Regions from separate parts of the Homo sapiens genome. Here region 1 is linked to region 2. A link is a loop called in an ENCODE intact Hi-C map of the cell type or tissue named here. Cell type or tissue: Caco-2. All regions are shown on one strand. Links, peaks and the distances in the headings refer to the core of each region. The heading gives the core; the rest is flanking DNA.

Evidence for each region. A loop is a pair of places that touch in the nucleus more often than their neighbours do. Peaks named below come from ENCODE experiments on the same cell type or tissue, not always from the same donor. Only the 100,000 strongest peaks of a DNase experiment are listed, where the experiment ranks them.
Region 1: a loop joins it to region 2, with 8 times the contacts of the local background. A loop is called at or near these places in 1 of 110 quality-filtered maps.

The regions. Positions count from the first base shown.
Region 1 is chr14:66,854,491-66,864,524 of GRCh38, forward strand. The region is part of intron 4 of GPHN (gephyrin); the gene reads left to right. Among named protein-coding and RNA genes, the nearest start is that of GARIN2, 330 kb to the right of the region's middle. In Caco-2, for the core only: no CTCF peak of the experiment used is centred there; a DNase peak (open chromatin) is centred at 4,991.
Region 2 is chr14:66,913,472-66,923,505 of GRCh38, forward strand. GPHN (gephyrin) reads left to right here. Exons shown (of 23, transcript NM_020806.5): 6 at 2,532-2,598; 7 at 9,195-9,467. Among named protein-coding and RNA genes, the nearest start is that of GARIN2, 270 kb to the right of the region's middle. In Caco-2, for the core only: no CTCF peak of the experiment used is centred there; a DNase peak (open chromatin) is centred at 5,260.

The sequences.
Region 1 (10,034 bases), core at 3,072-8,071, 58 kb before region 2:
AGTGGAACACTTAGGTTAACTAATTTAAAACACAAATATAAATTTAAAGCCACATTGAAAATAGTATATTATTTAGGACAACTGATTCTTTTTCATGGCAATTTTTTGAAAGGTGTTATGCAAAGTCTCAACATATACCATTAACATCAATGTCTTTATTATCATTTCCAGAGTCTAAGTAATTTAAAAGTTTTCCATGCTATATCATCTTTTGTTTAACAGCTCTATTGAGATATAATTCACATATCATACAATTCATTCATTGAAAGTGTAAAATTTAATGGTTTTTGGTATATTACATTTATTTTCTAAATTGTGGCAAAATATGTATAGCACAAAACTTGCTATTTTAGCCTTTTTTTTTTTTTTTCTTCTGAGACGTAGTCTCACTCTGTCACCCAGACTGGAGTGCAGTGGCACGATCTCAGCTCACTGCAACTTCTGCCCCCCGGATTCAAGCGATTCTCCTGCCTCAGCCTCCTGAGTAGCTGGGATTACAGGTGCGTGCCACCAAGCCCAGCTAATTTTTGTATTGTAGTAGAGACAGGGTTTCACCATGTTAGCCAAGCTGGCCTCCAACTCCTGACCTTAGGTGATCTGCCCACCGCAGCCTCCCTAAGTGTTGGGATTATAGGCATGAGCCACCGTGCCTGGCCCTAATTTAGCCATTTTTAAGTGTACAGTTCATTGGTATTAATTATATTCACAATGTTGTACAATTATCACTACTACCTGTTTTTAAAACTTTTTCATCACCCCAGAAACTCTGTAACCTTTAAGCAATAACTCCCCATTTCTTCCTTCCCATAATCCCTGGTAACCTTTAATCTACTTTCTATCTTTATAAATTTTCCTATTGTAAATATTTCATGTAAGTGCAGCCACACAATAATTCTCCTTTTGTGCATGGCTTTTTTCATTTAGCCTAATGTCTTCTCAGTTCATGCATGTTGTAGTATATATCAGAACTTTATTGCTTTTTATGCCTGAATAATATTCTATTATATGTAATACCACAATTCATTTATCCGTTCATCTTTTGATGAACACCTGGGTTGTTTTCATCTTTTGGCTATGGGGATAGTGCTGTTGTGAACATTGGCAAACAAGTATATGTTCAAGTTCTTGCTTTCATTTCCATTGGTTATGCACTTAGGAATGGAAATGTGGGATCATATGGCAATTCTGTGTTTCACATCTTAAGAAATTAAACTGTTTAAGAGTTTTATGGTTTTAGTTCTTATACTATAGATAAAGAACTATAGTTCTTTATACTATAGATCTATTTTGAGTTCATTTTTGTATGTGGTGTGAGGTACGAGTTCATTCTTACTGCTTAATTATGAATACATGGAATTTAAAATTTTTCTATTTAAAGATATTACTGGAAATGTTATTCCAAGCCTGAAGTAGCCATTTGCCTAACATTAGGACACTTACCATTTTCTTTTATCCTGTAAAGATATCCTAACATTCACAATATAACCACATACAATATTGCTTTTTATTAATTATTTCTGACAGGTATCTTTTATATCCAAACAACACTAGTATTGATGAAGAGATCTTTTAGGCTTGTGGGCCTTCATCAAACAGTACTTTTTGATTTAAAAAAAGTGAATTCAGTAAAATATGCGAGGCCTTATAACAGTTCAAATGTAAGGCAACTAACTGTTCTTTGCTGATGAGTAACTTTGGTTTAAAAAAATAACTTGCCATATGGAAGTTAAGATGTGGGAACATGGGTTTGATTTTGTGCTATTCATGTATATTGGAGGTGATCTCAACTCTGTGCTAATTCAAACAATTTATATTTCCAGGTAAAAATAAACTTTAGAATTTGTAGAAAATTCATATGCTAGTGTTGCATCCTGAAATTATTATTTGTCTCCAAATTAAAGTGAAAAGTGATTCAATAGAGAAACACCTTGATTCCCCATATCTGTCAGTTGATAAAGTAGCTATTGCAGAATTCTACAACAGAGAGAAGGAAGAGTGAGATAGTAAATAGAAGAGTAGCGTTTATGAGTTCAATTAAAACTTTAAAGAACAGATAATTCCTGTCTTATTTCCTCATTATTTAAATTGTATCTAAACACAGGATGAAGAAAACATCTGAACTCAATCTATAAAGATAACAAAACCTTCATACCAAAGTGGAATAAAAATAACAAGGAGACTATAGACCTAATCATATGTGAAAATATATGTAGAAATATTGAAATAATATGCAAAAACTTGATACAGCATCAAGTTTTTTCTAAATGTACACCTCTTCCTAAGCGAAACTGATTTTAAGAATTCAAGAACGGTAAATTTTAGACATCCTTTAATTTCATTTTTATCATTATTAGGTAAATCACAAAAGATTATATGGTCATCTTGATGTATGCCAAAAAGACATAAAATTCAGTGTATTTTTTTCCTTCTAAGGATACATAGTAAACTAGAATGAAAGAAAAATTTTAAACATGGTAAAATGTGTTTATCACAAAAACCAACAAATACAATAAAGCTGAAACACTGGATAAATTCTTACTAAAGACAGAAAAAAGAAAAAGATAGTTACAGTCACCATTATTTGTTCTAGAAAGTCTAACCAGCACAGACAGTTTGGGCAGTCAGTAATATGTGTCAAAAATTTGAATGTAATGATATAATTACATAGAGAGATTATATGATGGAAATATGAGAAAAGATATGAAGAATGAAATGAGAAGGTCCAAAGTACATTATATCAGAGCCCCAAAAGGAAAAAATAGAAAGAATAAAGGCAATGATCAAAGAGATAATGACTATAAAGTTTACAGAACTAATGAAAAAACACAAATCCAGAAATCCTAACGGTATAGTGTATCTCAAGAAGGATAAATAAAAGAAATATGTTTCTGAACACATGGGAATGAAATGTCAGCACTAAAGTAAGGGAACTATTGAAAGTAACCAGGGAGAAACAGCAGATCACTTACGTAGAAATGACAGCAGGCTTTTCGACAACATTGGAATAAAACAGACAATAGAACATGTAAAGCATTGAAGGAAATAACGAGAATTGTTTATTAAGCAAAATATCTTTCAAGAATAGAGATAAAGAGGGAGTAAAGCAAGTTGGCCAAATAAAAGGCTCCACCAGTCATACCCCAAACAGGAACACCAAACTTAACAACTCTCCACAGAAGAAAAGCATCTTTATCAAAACCAAAAAACAGATGAGCAGTTATAGTACCTGGTTTTAACTTCATGTTGCTGAAGGAGACACTGAAAGGGATAGGAAACACAGTCTTGAATTACCAACACCACCCCTCCCCAGTCATACCCCAGCAGCAACTGGCTGCATGGCATGGAGAGAGAATCTGTGCATTTGGGAGAGGAACAGCACAGTGATTGTGAGACGTAGCATTGGACACAGTGCTGCCCTGTCACAGCAGAAAGCAACACCAGGCTTAACTCAACTGAATACTGCCCATAGAGGGACCATTTGGACCAGCCCTACACAGAGGGGAACCACTAATCCCTGCGATTGGAAAGTGAGTTTTGGCAAGCCTTGCCACCACAGGCTAAAGTCCTTTGCAGCCCAAAATAAATTTGAAAGGCAGTCTGCGCTCCAAGAACTACAATTCTTGGGCAAGTCCTAGTGCTGACCTGGGCTCAGATACAGTGGGACGTGGGGGCACATGACCTACTAAGACACCAGCCAGGACAGCTAAAGGAGTGCTTGCACCATCCCTTCCCCATGCCTCAGGCCACATAGCTCACAGCTCCAAAAGAGACCCCATGCTTCTGCTTGAGGAGAGGGAACAGTAAAGGGGACTTTGTCTTGCATTTGGAAACCAGCTCAGCCACAGTAGGATAGGACACCAGGCAGAGTCATGAGGCCCCCTTTCCAGGCCTTAGCTCCCGGACAACATTTCTAAACACACCCTGGGCCAGAAGGGAACCTGTTGCCTTGAAGGGAAGGACTCAGTCCTGGCAAGATGCATCAACTTTTGACTAAAGAGACCTTGGATCCTCCAAGGTCCAGCAGTGATACCCATATAGTATGCCATGTGCCTTAGGTGAGCCTCTGAGACATGCTGGCTTCAGGTGAGACCCAGCACATTCCTAGCTTTGATAGCTATCGTGAGAGACTCTTTCTGCTTGAGAAAAGCAGAGAAAAAGTAAAGGGGATTTTGTCTTGCACCTTAGGGGAGTAGAGCACCAAGTGGGCTCTTGGGGACCTGATTTCAGGCCTTGGAGCTTGGACAGCATTTCTGAACCTGCCCTGGGCCACAGGGGAGTCCACTGCCCTGAAGAGTGAGTCCCATGCCTGGCAGCATTCACCACAAACTGACTGCAGAGCCCTTGGGCCTAAAGGAAACATCAGTGTTAGCCTGACAGTACTCCCCTTGGGTCTGTTGTGGTGGTGGCCATAAGGTGAGGCTCCTCTGCCTGTGGAAAATAGAGGGAAGAGTGGGAAGGACTGTGTCTCATGATTTGAGTGCCAACTCAGCTTCAGTAAAATAGAACACCAGGTAAATGTCTAAGGTTTTTTTTAATTCCAGTCCCTCGCTCCCAGACAGCATCTCTGGACCTACCCTGGGCTGGGATAACTCAACACCTTAAAGGGAAGGACACAAGCCTGTCTGACTTCACATCTGTTAATCGTACAGCCTTAGTGCCTTGATTGAACATAGACAGCAGCCAGATAGTGGTTACAGTAGGCCTTGGGTAAGACCCAGTGCTGTGCTGGCTTCAGGTCTGACCCAGCTGACCCATACTACTGGTGATGGCCACTGGTGTTTGTATCAACCCACCATCCCCAGCTCCGGAAGCACAGCACAGAGAGAGACTCCATTTGTTTGGGAGAAAATAAGAGAAGAGAACAAGAGTCTCTGTGTGGTAATACAGATAATTTTTCTGGACTTTAACCAAGACCACCAAAGTGGTATCTCTGCAAGTCTGCAAGAACTATAGCATTACTGGGCTTGGGGCCGAAGTCCCTTCAAATACCTGGAAAGCCTTTCTGAGAGAGACAGGTGCCAACAAGCCCAGATTGCGAAAGCTAATAAATACCTAACTCTTCAATGCCAGAAACACTGACAAACATCTACAAGTATCACGATCACCCAGGAAAACATCACCTCACACTACAAACTAAATAAGGCACTAGGGAATAAGCTTGAAGAAACAGAGATATGTGATCTTTTAGATAGAGAATTCAAAATAGATATTTTGAGGAAACTCAAATTCAAGATAACACAGAGAAGGAATTCAGAATTCTGTCAGATAAACTTAGCAAAGAGATTGAAATAATAATTTAAAAGAAACAAACAGAAATTCTAGACATGGAAAATGCAATTGACACACCCAAGAATGCATCAGTCTCTTAATAGCAGAATCGATCAATCAGAAGAAAGAATTAGTGAGCTTGAAGAAAGACTAATTGAAAATACACAGTTAGAGGAGACAAGAAAATAAAAAAGGATGAGGTATGCCTACAAAATGTAGAAAATAGGCTCAAAAGGGTAAATCTAAGAGTTATTGGCCTTAAAGAGGAGGTAAAGAAAGAGATAGGAGTAGAAACTTTATTCAAAGGGATAATATGAGAGAACTTCCAAACCTCGAGAAAAATATCAACATTGTGCAAGAAGGTTATAGATAACACTAAGCAGATTTAACTCAAAGACTACCTCAAGGCATGTGAATAATTAAACTCCCAAAATTCAAGGATAAAGAAAGAATCCTAAAAGCACCAAGAGAAAAGAAACAAATGACATACAACGGAGCTCTACTACATCTGGCAGCAGAGGTTTCAGTGGAAAACTTACAGGACAAAAGAAAGTGGCATGACATATTTAAAGTGCTGAAGGAAAAAAGTTTTGCTCTAGAACAGTATATCTGGTGAAAATATCCTTCAGGCATGAAGGAGAATAAAGACTCTCAGACAAACAAAAGCTAAGAGATTTCATCAACACCAAGATTTCATCAACACCAAACCTATCCTACAAGAAATACTAAAGGGAGTTCTTCAGTCTTAAAGAAAAGGATGCTAATGAGCAATAAAAAATATCATCTGACAGTGCAAAACTCACTGGTAGTAGTAAGCACCCAGAAAAACAGAATATTTTAAGACTGTGATTGTGGTGTGTAAACTACTCTTATCTCAAGCAGAAAGACTAAATAATAAACGAATCAACGATAATAACCGCAACAACTTTTCAAGACGTAATAAGACATAAAGAGACACAACAAAAAGTTAAAAAGCGGGGACACAATTAAAGTGTAGCATTTTTATGAGTTTTCTTTTTGCTTATTTGTTTCTATATGCAATCAATGTTGTCATCAGTTTAAAATAATGTGTTATAGTATTTGCAAGCCTCATGGTAACTTCCAATCAAAAAAACCTACAATAGCTACAAAAAAATATATAAAGCAAGAAATTAAAACATACCACCAGAGAAAATCACTTCCACAAAAAGGAATACGGGAAGGAAGAAAAGAAGGAAGAGAAGACCACAAAACAACCAGAAAACAAGTAACAAAATGGCAGGTGTAAGCCCTTTACTTAATAATAACATTGAATTATAAATGGACCAAACTCTCAAATCAAAAGACAGAGTGGCTGAATGAATGAAAAAACAAGACTCAATGTTCTGTTACCTGTGAGAAACACAGTTCACCTGTAAAGACAAATATAAACTGAAAATAAAAAGATGGAAAAAGATATTCCATGCCAGTGGAAACCAAAAAAGAGCAGGAGTAGCTAAGGCAAAATAGTTTTCTAAACAAAAACTGTAAGAAGAGACAAAGTCATTATATAATGATAAAAGGGTGAATTCAGCAATGAACCCAATGCTGGAGCATACAGATATATAAAGAAAATATTATTAGAGCTAAAGAGAGAGATAGATTCCAATACAATAATAACTGGAGACTTCAACACCCTACTTTCAGCATTAGGCAGATCATGCAGACAGAAAATCAACAAGGAAACATCAGACTTAATCAGCACTATAGAACAAATGGACCTAATAGATGTTTACAGAATATTTTATCCAATGGTGGCAGAATACACATTATTCTCCTCAGAACAGAGATAATTCTAAAGGATAGACCATATGTTGGGTCACAAAACAAGCCTCAAAACATTCAAAAAAATTGAAATGATAGCAAGCATCTTTTCTGACCACAATGGAATACAACTGGAAATCAATAACGAGGAATGTTGGAAACTATACAAACACGTGGAAATTAAACAAGATGCTCCTGAATGATCAATGGGTCAATGAAGGAATTAAGGAAACTGAAAATTTTCTTGAAACAAATGACCAAATATGCCAAACATACCAAAACATATGGGACACAGCAAAAGCAGTACTGAGGGAATTTTATAGCTATAAGTGCCTACATCAAAAAAAGGAAAAAATTCAAATAAATAACCTAATGATGCATCTCAGAGAACTAGAAAAGCAAGAGCAAACAAAACCCAAAAGTAGTAGAGGAAAAGAAAGAATAACGATCAGAACAGAGATAAATGAATTTGAAATGAAGGAAATACAAAAAGATCAACAAACTGGAAAGCTTGTTTTTTGGAAAGTTAAGCAAGATTGACAAACCTTTAACCAGAATAACTAAGAAAAAAGGAGAGAAGATACAAATAAACAAAATCAAAAATGGAAAAGGAGTCATTACAATTGATACTGCATAAAGTCAAATAATCATTAGTGGCTACTATGAGCAACTATATACCAAAAAGTTAGAAAACCCAGAAGAAATGGACAAGTTTCTAGACAGATACAACCTATCAAGGCTTAACCACAAAGAAATCCAAAACCTGAACAGAGCAATAACAAATATCAAGATTGAAGCTGTAAAAAAAAGTATCCCAGTGAAGAAAAGCCTGAGATCCAATTCCCTGCTGAATTCTACAGAACATTTAAGGAAGAACTAATACCAATCTTACTCAAAGTATTCCGAAATACAAGGAGGAGGGAATACTTCCAAACTCATTCTATGAGACCAGTGTTACCCTGATACCAAAATCAGGCCAAGACATGTAAGAAAGAAAAGAAAAGAAAATTACAGGCCAATATCTCTGATGAATATTGATACAAAAATCCTCAACAAAATACTAGCAACCCAAATTCAACAGTACATTAAGATCATTCTCATAACCAAAAGGGATTCTTGGCAAGCGTACAAGGATGGTTCAACCTACATCATACATCCTATCAACAGAATGAAGGACAAAAACTATATGATCATTTTACTTGATGCTGAAAAATCATTTGCTAAAATTCAAACTTGCTGCATGATAAAAATCCTCAAAAAAACTGGGTGTAGAAGGAACATCCTTCAACATAATAAGAGCTATATGCAGCAGACCCACATCTGGTATCATAGTGAAATGGGAAAAACTGAAAGCATTTCCTCTAAGATCTGCAACATGACAAAGATGCCTACTGTCAGCACTATTATTCAGCGTACTACTGGAAGTCCCAGCTACAGCAGTCAGAGAAGAGAAAGATATAAAGGGCATCCACATTGGAAAGGAAGAAGTCAAATTATTCTTGTTTTCAGATGATATGATATTATATCTAGAAAAAAACTAAAGACTCCACCAAACAACTATTAGAACTGAGAAGCAAATTCAGTAAAGTGGCAGGTTACAAAATCAACATACAAAAATCAGTAGCATTTCTATATGCCAACAGTGAACAATCTGAAAAAGAAAAAAAAAAAAGTCCCATTTACAATAGCCACAGAGAAAATTAAATACCTAGGAATTAACTTAAAGAAGTAAAAGATCTCTATAATGAAAACTGTAAAACTGATGAAAGAAATTGCAGAGGACACCAAAAACTGGAAAGTTATTCCATGTTCATGGGTTGGAAAAATTAATATTGTTAAAATGTTCATACTACCCAAAGCAATCTACAGATTCAATGCAATCCCTATCAAAACACCAATGACATTCTTCACAGAAAGAGAAAAAAAATCATAAAATTTATCAGGAACCGCAAAAGACCCAGAATAACCAAAGCTATCCTAAGCAAAAAGAACAAAACTGGAGGAATCATATTACCTGACTTCAAAGTATATTATAGAGCTATAGTAGCTAATACAGCATGGTACTGGCATAAAAACAGACACATAGACCAATGGAACAGAATAGAGAATCTAAAAATAAATTTATACACCTACAGTGAACTCATTTTTGACAAAGATGTCAAGAACATGCACTCAGGAAAAGACAGTCTCTTCAACAAATGGTGCTGGGAAAACTGAATATTTATATGCAGAAGAATGAAACTAGACCCCTATCTCTTGCCATACAAAAATCAAATCACAGTAGATTAAAAACTTAAATCTAAGACCTCAAAACTGTGAAACCATTACATGAAAACATTGAGGAAACTCTCCTGGATATTGGTCTGTGCAAAAATTTCTTGAGTAATATCTCATAAGCACAAGCAACCAAAGCAAAAATGGACAAATGGGATTACAAATTTAAAAGCTTCTGCAGAGCAAAGGAACAATCAACAAAATGAAGAGAGAACCCACAGAATAGGAGAAAATATTTGCAAACTACCCACCTGACGAGGGATTAATAACCAGAATATGTAAGAAGCTCAAACAACTCTATAGGAAAAAGATCTAATAATCCAATTAAAAATGGGCAAAAGATCTGAATAGACATTTCTCAAAAGAAGATGTACAAATGGCAAACAGGACTATGAAAAGATACTCAGCATCATTGATTATCAGAGAACTACAAATCAAAACCACAATGAGATATCATTTCACCCCAATTAAATGGCTTTTATCCGAAAGACAGGGCATAACAAATACTGGTGAGGACTAGAGAAAAGGGAACCCTTGTACACCATTGGTAGGAATGTTAAGTTAGTACAACCACCATGGAGAACAGTTTGGAGGTTTCTTGGAAAACTAAAAATGGAGCTACCATATGATCCAGCATTCCCACTGCTGGTTATGTACCCAAAAGAATGGAAATCAAGGCCAGGTGCGGTGGCTCATGCCTGTAATCCCAG
Region 2 (10,034 bases), core at 2,166-7,165:
GCTAGGATTACAGGAACCTGCTACCACACCCGGCTAATTTTTTGTATTTTTAGTAGAGACAGGGTTTCACTATATTGGCCAGGCTGGTCTCGAACTCTGACCTTGTGATCCTCCCACCTCGGCTTCCCAAAGTGCTGGGATTACAGGCATGAGCCACCACACTGGCTACTTTTTTTTAACCTATGGTACTTTATACCAATTTGTGTTACTACTTACTATCTTGTGTTGTAGTTGTTTATATGCTTTAATGTTCTACATTTTACAATTATAAACTTCTTAAGCATTTGGGTTGCATTTATTCCATAATACTTAGTACAGATCTTTAGCTATTTGATAAATATTGGAATATGCTAAAACTTTGGTGCTTATAGTTTTTAAATTATTGAATGATATAATGTTTGTAAAAATACTTTATTAATCCTAAAGCATTATATAGAGGAGGAGTACTTTCTTCTTGCAGTGACTCTGGACATTCTATAGATGAAAAAGTATGTCTTAAAATTAATTTTTAAACACTTCAAAGAGATCAGGGAAATGAGAAAGAATACATAAATCTCTGATGTAATGTTTTGACAAAATAGTAAAAAAAAAAATTGATGGGAAATAACAAATGTAATCTCCTGGCTGTATAGAAACCTTTAATTATATCACATATGCATACATACACACACACAGAAAAATAGTGGTCTGGATGTAACTGTTGGTTATATTAGCACTGCTACTAAGGTGTCAACCTAGAGCAAGTGAAGTATTATTGGAGACATAAAAAGCCTGGATTTGATTACCAAAAATTGGAATAAAAAGAATTAACTAAGTTTTCACTTGCCACTAACCTTCTAATGGAGGGAGTTACAACATTCTTGGAAAATAAAATCCAACACATTTCATAACGTGATAAAATTGTTACAGTGATGTCAGTAAGGATAAGTTAATGGACATTAATAAACACAAGATGGAATGAACTTACTGGATAAAATTACAAAAATCCCAGAGCTATGTATTAATCAAATTCTTTGTACTCCAAATTATTTTTCCATATTTTGTAGGTAACTATATTTGTCTTTCCTTCATAGAAATATTGGGAGGATAATATGCAGTAATTGTTATGGTAATATTTCTAGTTTTTAGAAGGAAAGGTGCTACAAACTTCCGGATGTAGCTAATACTATATTCTACGAGGGATTATTGTGCTCTTAGTTAAAATTCTAGATTTATTCAATAAATTGCTAGATTTGCTTACATGAAAATAGAGAACTTAATATTGATGACATTCCAATCATATTACTGGTGATATTATAATCAATTAGCTATCATATTGACAAAAAGCTAAAATGTAGCATTTTAGTTTGGAAAGAAAAACAAAATTCCTAAGTAAACAGGAACATATTAAGAACTATATAATTACCCAGTGCCATTTTGTCACTAAAGTACTTTATCCAATTCTGACTGCCAGAACTAAAACAGATTTTGAAGAAATATCATTAAGATTAAAGGTCAGAAAATAGCCTTAAAGTTTTTAATGAAATAATGAATAGTTTTTCTAGTAAGAAGAAGGCCAGCAGGTGATTCAGTAAACATTTTCAGATATATGGAAAGTTGTAAATAAATGGCAATCTTCTCTTTCAGATTGTAAGTAGGACAAGAAGAAAAAGTAATAAAATATAGGACAGTTTTAGGTTATTTCAGAGAATAAGAGTGGTTAAAGAAAAACTCAGTCAAGACATTTGGGGAAGAGTGTTCTTACATTACTTTAAAAATACTGTAAAATTTTAAAAATAGCATAATCTCTTTGTTTTCAAATTATGAAAATGAGATAATGTTACCAGATCAGAGTAACACAACCAGTCAATGACAGCATAATTCCAGCTCTCATATGAAAATCTAGGCCTTTGCTCCTTGACTCCAGTCTTCCACTGCTTTTCCATTTTTTTATGTTTCTTAACCAGTTAGTTTAAATGTAGCCTGGAAATTGACAATTATCTCTGAAAGATGTTTCTAGCTTAAAATGCCTGTGATTATCAGTGGGTCTATTAATGAATGAGCTCTCCAACCTCTTCCCTTCTGCCATTCACTTGTGAAAAACCTTGTTTTACTTTAAAACTTATAGACTTCCTGAGAAGCAAGAGCTCAAATCTAAATCTTAAGTGCTTTTTGTGTTAGACTTTTGAACATAAATATCACTAGGCATTTTTAATGCACTATCTCAAACTCTTAAACAATTGTATAAAATATGAAGAAGCTGAAGTTAGACAAAATAGGTAATTAGACTTGGTCAGATTGCTTAAAAGTAGGTAAATTATTCTGATTCCACATTCAGTACATTTTTTCCAATTTGCCATACTAACCATAATGTAAAAACTTCAACCAGAATGCCTAATTTGTATAGCAAGCAGTGAATGTCTTAAGATAACACTTTTATTCCTAAAACAGTTGTTCACATGTAAAGTAAAATGATTGTTATTTGTTCTTAATGTATTTAAACCGGGCATTCATAGCAATTTAGTGTTCATCTACTTTCTCTTTTCTTTCAGGCCTGTATGTGGAATCAGAGGGAAAACGCTCATAATTAACCTGCCAGGTAGCAAGAAAGGATCTCAGGTAAATCACCTGGACATATTAATGGTTTAGTGTAAGAGCTTTTGACCAGCCGTGAAAGTTAGCCAGCCAAAAAGTTGGAGCACTCCACAAGACTGCCCTCACATCTGATACCAATTGCAGGATTCCCAAAGTCACTCTTGGGTTCAGTAATTCAATGGAAAGACATAGAACTCACTAAAAACTGTTACACTTACAGTTATGGTTTATTATGGGGAAAGGATACAGATTAAAATCAGCCAAGAGAAGAAGTGCATAAGACAACGTCCAGGAATACTACCAAACACAGAGAGCTTCCCTTGTCCTCTCCTTGTAGAGTCATCAATGCTTTACTCTCCTGGCATTCGTGTATGATAATATACTTGTAATATTTTTAATCAGAGAAGCTCACCTGAGTTTTTGATGTCCAGAGTTTTTTTTTTTTTTTTTGGTTTGGTTTTTTTTTTTGTTTTGTTTTGTTTTTTTTGCAGTTCATTATATTTTGCCCATGTGAATGACCTTTAGTCTTTAGCGCTTCCCAGAGATTGGATTGATAGCATTAGTCTCCAGTATGTTCCAGAACTGACACCATGTGGCCAAAAGTCCCCATCATAAGTCATATTGTTAGATTGTGTGGTGGCCAAAGCCATCAGGTAAACAAAGACACTGCTGTCACACATGACATTCTGAACATCTAGAGATCTCCTCCAACTAGTTAAGGGCAACTACTTTTACCCTCAGACTCTCTTTGGGTACTGTTAATTCTTTGCTGTACAAGCTACCCCCTGGCCTTTGGCCAAGGCTTTTTTTATTGTATAGCAACACAGTCATGTTTGTCTGGGCATCTATATTTACTATGGTATTTATGTGACAGACACAGCAGTAGTATCAGTGTGAATATGCCTAAGATTTGGCCAAGGCAGTGTAGGGTGTGGATATATTTAGAGAAATAGCTAATCCATCCACTAAAGCCATTACATACATTTTCATAATTTTGTATTAAGTTACTAATTTCTCACCTTTAATCTACCACTATTGATATGTTTGTACAGAACTATATATCATAGAAATTAGCTGATGGTTACCTAAGTGCATTTCTTCCTCAGGCCAGTCATTTTCTATTAACATTATATCCTGAGGAGGCTTTAACTGAATTTCCCAATACACTTAGCCATAACCTAAAAAATAAAAGTCAAAAGATACTGGCACGTTCTTAGAGTCCTTCTCAGACATTAACAGACCAGAATGTCTCCCAGAATGATGCTACTCAGGTTTGCAGGCTTGTTGGATTCCAAAAATAAGAGTGGTCTCAGCAACATATGACTTCACTCTTTCAAGCATCTGTTACAGTTGAGCTAAGAAACAATGTCATCTCTTGTTCTGAACCTCTTTGGAGATACCAATGCAGTATTATTTCCCTTACTGCATAACCTATCCATTCATTCCTTTACCCTCAGCTACCATTCTTCCTTCTCTCTATTTATACCCAAACTTTTTCACCTTTTAAAGAGTTGTAAGGTTTGGCCACTGTGCTGATTCAGATTGCCGTTGGTAATACTAGTTTAGCAAGTTCCTCCTGCACAGTCTATTCCTATTCATTTAGAGTAGGATTGTATCCCTTACCTTCATTTTAGCTAGCATAGATAACAATAACCAAGAGATTGTGTGTTTAACTTCTTTCTTTATATTTTGCATCTCCTTATGCATCCAGTGAGATAACTTTTTGGGAATTATCTCCATTAACTAATCACAGTAAAGAAGCAATTCCATGCTGTGGTTGACACTGTCTTCACTCAGGGATCAAAGGTTCATCATCCCACACCCTCTCTTCACTTCCTAAGCCATGTATTTCAGTGAGTCAGGGTCTTTCTAGAAAATCTTATTTTTGACACCAACTGTAAGGAGTTTTAGCCAACTGCAAAAAATAGCCACCTACAAATGTGGAGTACTCCACAAAATTGCTCATTTCTGACCCTAATTGCAAATTCAGGAGATCCTAAAATGACCTTCAGGTTTAATAATTTACTAGCATTCATGGAACTCACAGAAAGCTGTTATACTCATGATTATTGTTCATTGCAAGGAAAGAATACGGATTAAAGTCAGCCAAGGGAGAAAGTGCATAGGGCAGAGTCTAACAGAAGTAACAAATGAGGAACTTCTGTTGTCCTCTCTCTTTGGAGACATGGACATGTCACCCTTCTGGCGTCAATCTGTGATACCACACATGGAGTAATGCCAGCTGGGGATGCTCACCTGAGCCTTTGGTATCCAGAGCTTTTATTGGGACTCAAACACTTACTGCCAGTGTGGCTGACCTGTAATCTTTAATCCTAAAGTAGAGAGAAGCAATTGGGGGCCTTCTATGTAGAAAGTGGGGTCAGAAGGCCAAGAAAGGGAGTATGAGTATATATCCAAGTCACTTAGGAACTTTTATGCAGGTGCAAAAAAACTTATGTCAAAGTGGCCACAAGATTATTTAATAGACAGATGAATGAAAGTCCATGTTTACTGCTAGACACGAAAGCTTTGTGTGAAATCTTGAATTAATGGGGAGAGAGGGAGGGTAGCCTATACCTGTCTGTTCTTTTCCTGATCCCTTTCCCTCATTCCTGAACTGCAGTCTAACATTGTTAGACTGTCTCTGGTGCCCAAAGTCCATGGACAACAAAGACATTCCTATTAGGCGTGAAATTCCAAGGACCTAGAGATCACTCCCAGAAGCTGAGTGTAAAGACCAGACCTCTCCTCGGTCAAGGTTAAATTCTTTACCACACAATCTTTAAAGAGTAAACTGATTGAGCCATACAAAGATAGGTCGAAAGATTAAACATCTTTCCCGATATTATGTAACCCTCCAAAAATTTTTAAGATTTTTTTTTTTACATCTTAGATTTTAAGCTATTACTTCAAATGTGAAAGAGAAAGACCTCCACCTCTTCTGCAGCTATAGCTGGCCTTATATTCTGATTTTTAGGTTCTTACCTATTCTCTTTTGGTAATACGTTATAGATAATAGTGAGCACCTCAGCAGCAGATTATATTAACTTTATGCAGTGCTCTTTGCAAGCTTATTTTATATTTTGCTTGCTGTACAATGTTACCTAGCTATACTTTATGATGGTAGTTAGAACTTTAGCTCTCTGGACAAAATAATCTGGTTCTCACCTCGGTTGTTAGTTCTACTGCCCTGCTCTAACTAAAAATATGAAACCTCTTTCCTGCCTTTTTTTAAACAACTTCAGTACCAATAAATCTTTATTCATTGTATTTTCCCAAGAAAAGGAGAAGGGATAGGAAAAGAGTCAGCATGTGTGTTAAAAAAATGATTAGAAGATGGGAAAAGAAGTAGAGAATACAGCAAAATCAACCATCAAATAAACATACCCCAGTGGTGGGGTCACCGAAGCCCAAACGGGCTCAATCTCCTGCAGTTCAAGAATGAGGGGTTGGGATTAGGAAAATAACAGACAGGTACAGGCTACTCTCCCTCCCCATAAATTCAAGATTTCACACAAAGGTTTGGTGTCTAGCAGTAAACACAGAGTTTCATTTGTCTGTCTCCTATTAAACAATCTTGTGGCCACTTTGACATAAGTTTCTTGCATCTGTGTAAAAGTTCCTGAGTGCCTTGGATATAAATATTCATATTCTTTTACTTAGCCTCCTGAGCCCACTTTCTGCATGGAAGGCCCCCAGTTGCTTCTCTCTACTTTTGGATTAAAGATTAAGTAGATTTGGCCAGGCGTTGGGGCTCAGGTCTGTAATCCCAGCACTTTGGGAGGCCGAGGTGGGCCGATCACAAGGTCAGGAGTTCAAGACCAGCCTGGCCAACATGGTGAAACCCCATCTCTACTAAAAATAAAAAAAAACTAGCCAGGCGTGGTGGCAGGCACCTGTAATCCCAGCTACTCAGGACGCTGAGGCAGAGAATTGCTTGAACCCAGGAGGCGGAGGTTGCAGTGAGACAAGATGGCGCCATTGCACTCCAGCCTGGGCGACAGAATGAGACTCCGTCTCAAAACAAACAAACAAAAAAAAATGGTTAACTAGATTTGACCCATCCAAGATACAGCAGTGTCTTAAGTGTTTGGCATGAATCACATCAAGAAATGGTCTTGACTCAGGAGGTTGGGAACAAGGGATGAAGGGCTCCTAGTTTCTTCAGGATTTTTGCATAAATCATTTAAGAGTTGTAGAAATAACGCAAGAATTAAATGTGTGTATGTGAGTATGTAAGTTTTCTCTTGGGGAGGAGGGGATGGAAAAGAGGGTAGTATACAAGTTTTTAGAATGTATTTATTTATTTATTTTTAGAGACAGAGTCTCACTGTGTCACCCTGGCTGGAATGCAGTTACACAATCATAGCTCACTGCAGCCTCAAACTCTTGGGCTTCTTTCCTATCTTTCCTGTCTTTCTCATAATGCATCTTTCAACTACCAAGTTGTATATAGAAATTTTACTTTTTTTAAAATGCAGTGCATGCTTTTTTTTTTTTTAGAGAATGAATCTGATTCTGACCATCCATGCCTGTCCTCAGTCTTATTTTTTTTTATTTTTCCATAAGTTATTGGGGTACAGGTGGTATTTGCTTACATGAGTAAGTTCTTTAGTGGTGATTTGTGAGATCCTGGTGCACCCTTCACCGAGAGGTATACACTGCACCATATTTGTTGTCTTACCCCTCACCCCCCACACTCTTTCCCATAAATTCCCATAAGTCCCCAAAGTTCATTGTGTCATTCCTATGCCTTTGCGTCCTCATAGCTTAGCTCCCACATATCAGTGAAAACATACGATGTTTGGTTTTCCATTTCTGAGTTACTTCACTTAGAATAATAGTCTGTAATCTCATCCAGGTCATTGCAAGTGGTGTTAATTCATTACTTTTTATGGCTGAGTAATATACCATCATATATATATAAAATAGTTTCTTTATCCACTCATTGATTGATGGGCATTTGGGTTGGTTCCACGATTTTGCAATTATGAATTATGCTGCTATAAACATGTGTGTGCAAGTGTCTTTTTTGAATAATGACTTCTTTTCCTCTGGGTAGATACCCAGTAGTGGGATTGCTGGATCAAATGGTAGTTCTACTTTTAGTTCTTTAAGGAATCTCCACAGTTTTCCTTAGTGGTTTCACTAGTTTACATTCCCACCAGCAGTGTAGAAGTGTTCCCTGTTTACCGCATCCATGCCAACATCTACTGTTTTTTGATTATTTGATTATGGCCATTCTTGCAGGAGTAAGGTGGTATTGTATTGCAGTTTTGATTTGCATTTCCCTGATCATTAGTGATGTTGAACATTTTTTCATATGTTTGTTGGCCGTTTGTATATCTTATTTTGAGAATTGTCTGTTCATGTCATTAGCCCACTTTTTGATGGGATTGTTTTTTTTTTTTTTTCTTACTGATTTGTTTGAGTTCGTTGTAGATTCTGGATATTAGCCCTTTGTCAGATGAGTAGATTGTGAAGATTACAAAACACTGCTGAAAGCAATCATAGACGACACAAACAAATGTAAACATATCCCATGCTCACGGATTAGTAGAATCAATAATGTGAAAATGACCATACTGCCAAATGCAATTTTCAAATTCTATGCCATTCCCATCAAAATACCACCATCATTCTTCACAGAGTTAAGAAAAACAATTCTGAAATTCATATGGCACCAAAAAAGAGCCCGCATAGCCAAAGCAAGACTAAGCAAAAAGAACAAATCTGGAGGCATCACATTACGTGATTTCAAACTACACTATAAGGCCATAGTCACCAAAACAGCATGGTACTGGTATAAAAATAGGCACATAGATCAATGGAACAGAATAGAGAACCTAGAAATAAAATCAAAAACTTAGAGCCAACTGATCTTCGACAAAGCAAACAAAAACATAAAGTAGGAAAAGGACACCCTTTTCAACAAAGGGCGCTGGGATAATTGGCTAGCCCTATGTAGGAGAATGAAACTTTATCCTCAACTCTCACCTTATACAAAAATCAACTCAAGATGAATTAAGGACTTAAACCTAAGACCTAAAACTATAAAAATTATAGAAGATAACATTGGAAAAACCCTTCTAGACATTGGCTTAGACAAGGATTTCATGACCAAAAACCCGAAAGCAATTGCAATAAAAACAAAGATAAATAGCTGGGACCTAATTTAAACTAAGGAGCTTTTGCATAGCAAAAGGAATAGTCAGCAGAGTGTATGTTTTTTTTTTTTTTGTCACTGTAACTATTTTTATTACATCACAATAATTAGGAGTAGTACAGTTCATGACAAAAATATTACAAATTTTAGATCATTTCACAGCACATACTCCTATAAACATTTAAAAGTTAATTTCAATTAAAAGAGTGGTCATTTTTAATGTTTCATATGACCAACATTGTAGCACTGTAGTTCCTTAGCTTATGGAGAATGCTATAACATATTTTATGCTTACTTCATGGCATATTGCTAAGACAATGTTTTACATATGATTGATTCTGAGATTGATGGAGGAAAATGCAAATCCAAAATCACGAAACAGTTTGATTGCCACCATCTTATATAATTACAAAAGTGCTTCATCTTAATTTTTTTTTCTTTCTCTTGCATACAGGAATGCTTTCAATTCATACTGCCAGCTCTACCTCATGCCATTGACCTTTTACGTGATGCCATTGTAAAAGTAAAGGAGGTGCATGATGAACTTGAAGATTTGCCTTCCCCACCTCCCCCTCTTTCCCCTCCTCCTACTACCAGCCCCCATAAACAGACAGAAGACAAAGGAGTTCAATGTGAGGAAGAGGAAGAAGAGAAGAAAGACAGTGGTGTTGCTTCAACAGAAGATAGTTCCTCATCACATATAACTGCAGCAGCCATTGCTGCCAAGGTAAGCCTGATGAGAGTTACTCAGAGGCCTAAAGGACCCACAGGTAAATGTACTGGTTTCATCTGTTTTGCATCGCATCCCTCCCTACATTTAATACTTCTTCAGAGAACCCTAAAAAAATAAGTGGGATGTCCATGACACTCCACTACTATGTTTCCTTCTTGATATAGATTCCTTGAAGTCACTGAAGTTAATTCTGAGTTCTGAGGCATTACTGATGAGCTGTTGCCTATTGAAGTAATAGCTACAATGATAAACAACGTGACATTTTAGAACTCTTTGGAGATGTCATTTTTGTGGACATATTAAATATATAATGTTTATATATTCAAAGTATCAAAATGTCACAAATTCTTAAAGGAACAGCAAACTGAAGGTAAAAGACCTTAGATGATTCAAGAAATGAGTTGGGAAAGATTAATAAAGATTTTTAAAGGGACAAAGCTTTTCAGCGATTGTTGAATTTTTCTTAACTAATAACTTATTCAAACATTGCTTGACACAAATTACCCTAGTGGTAAAGATAGGAAATGGATATATTTGCATTTCTACTTTAAGAAATATTAT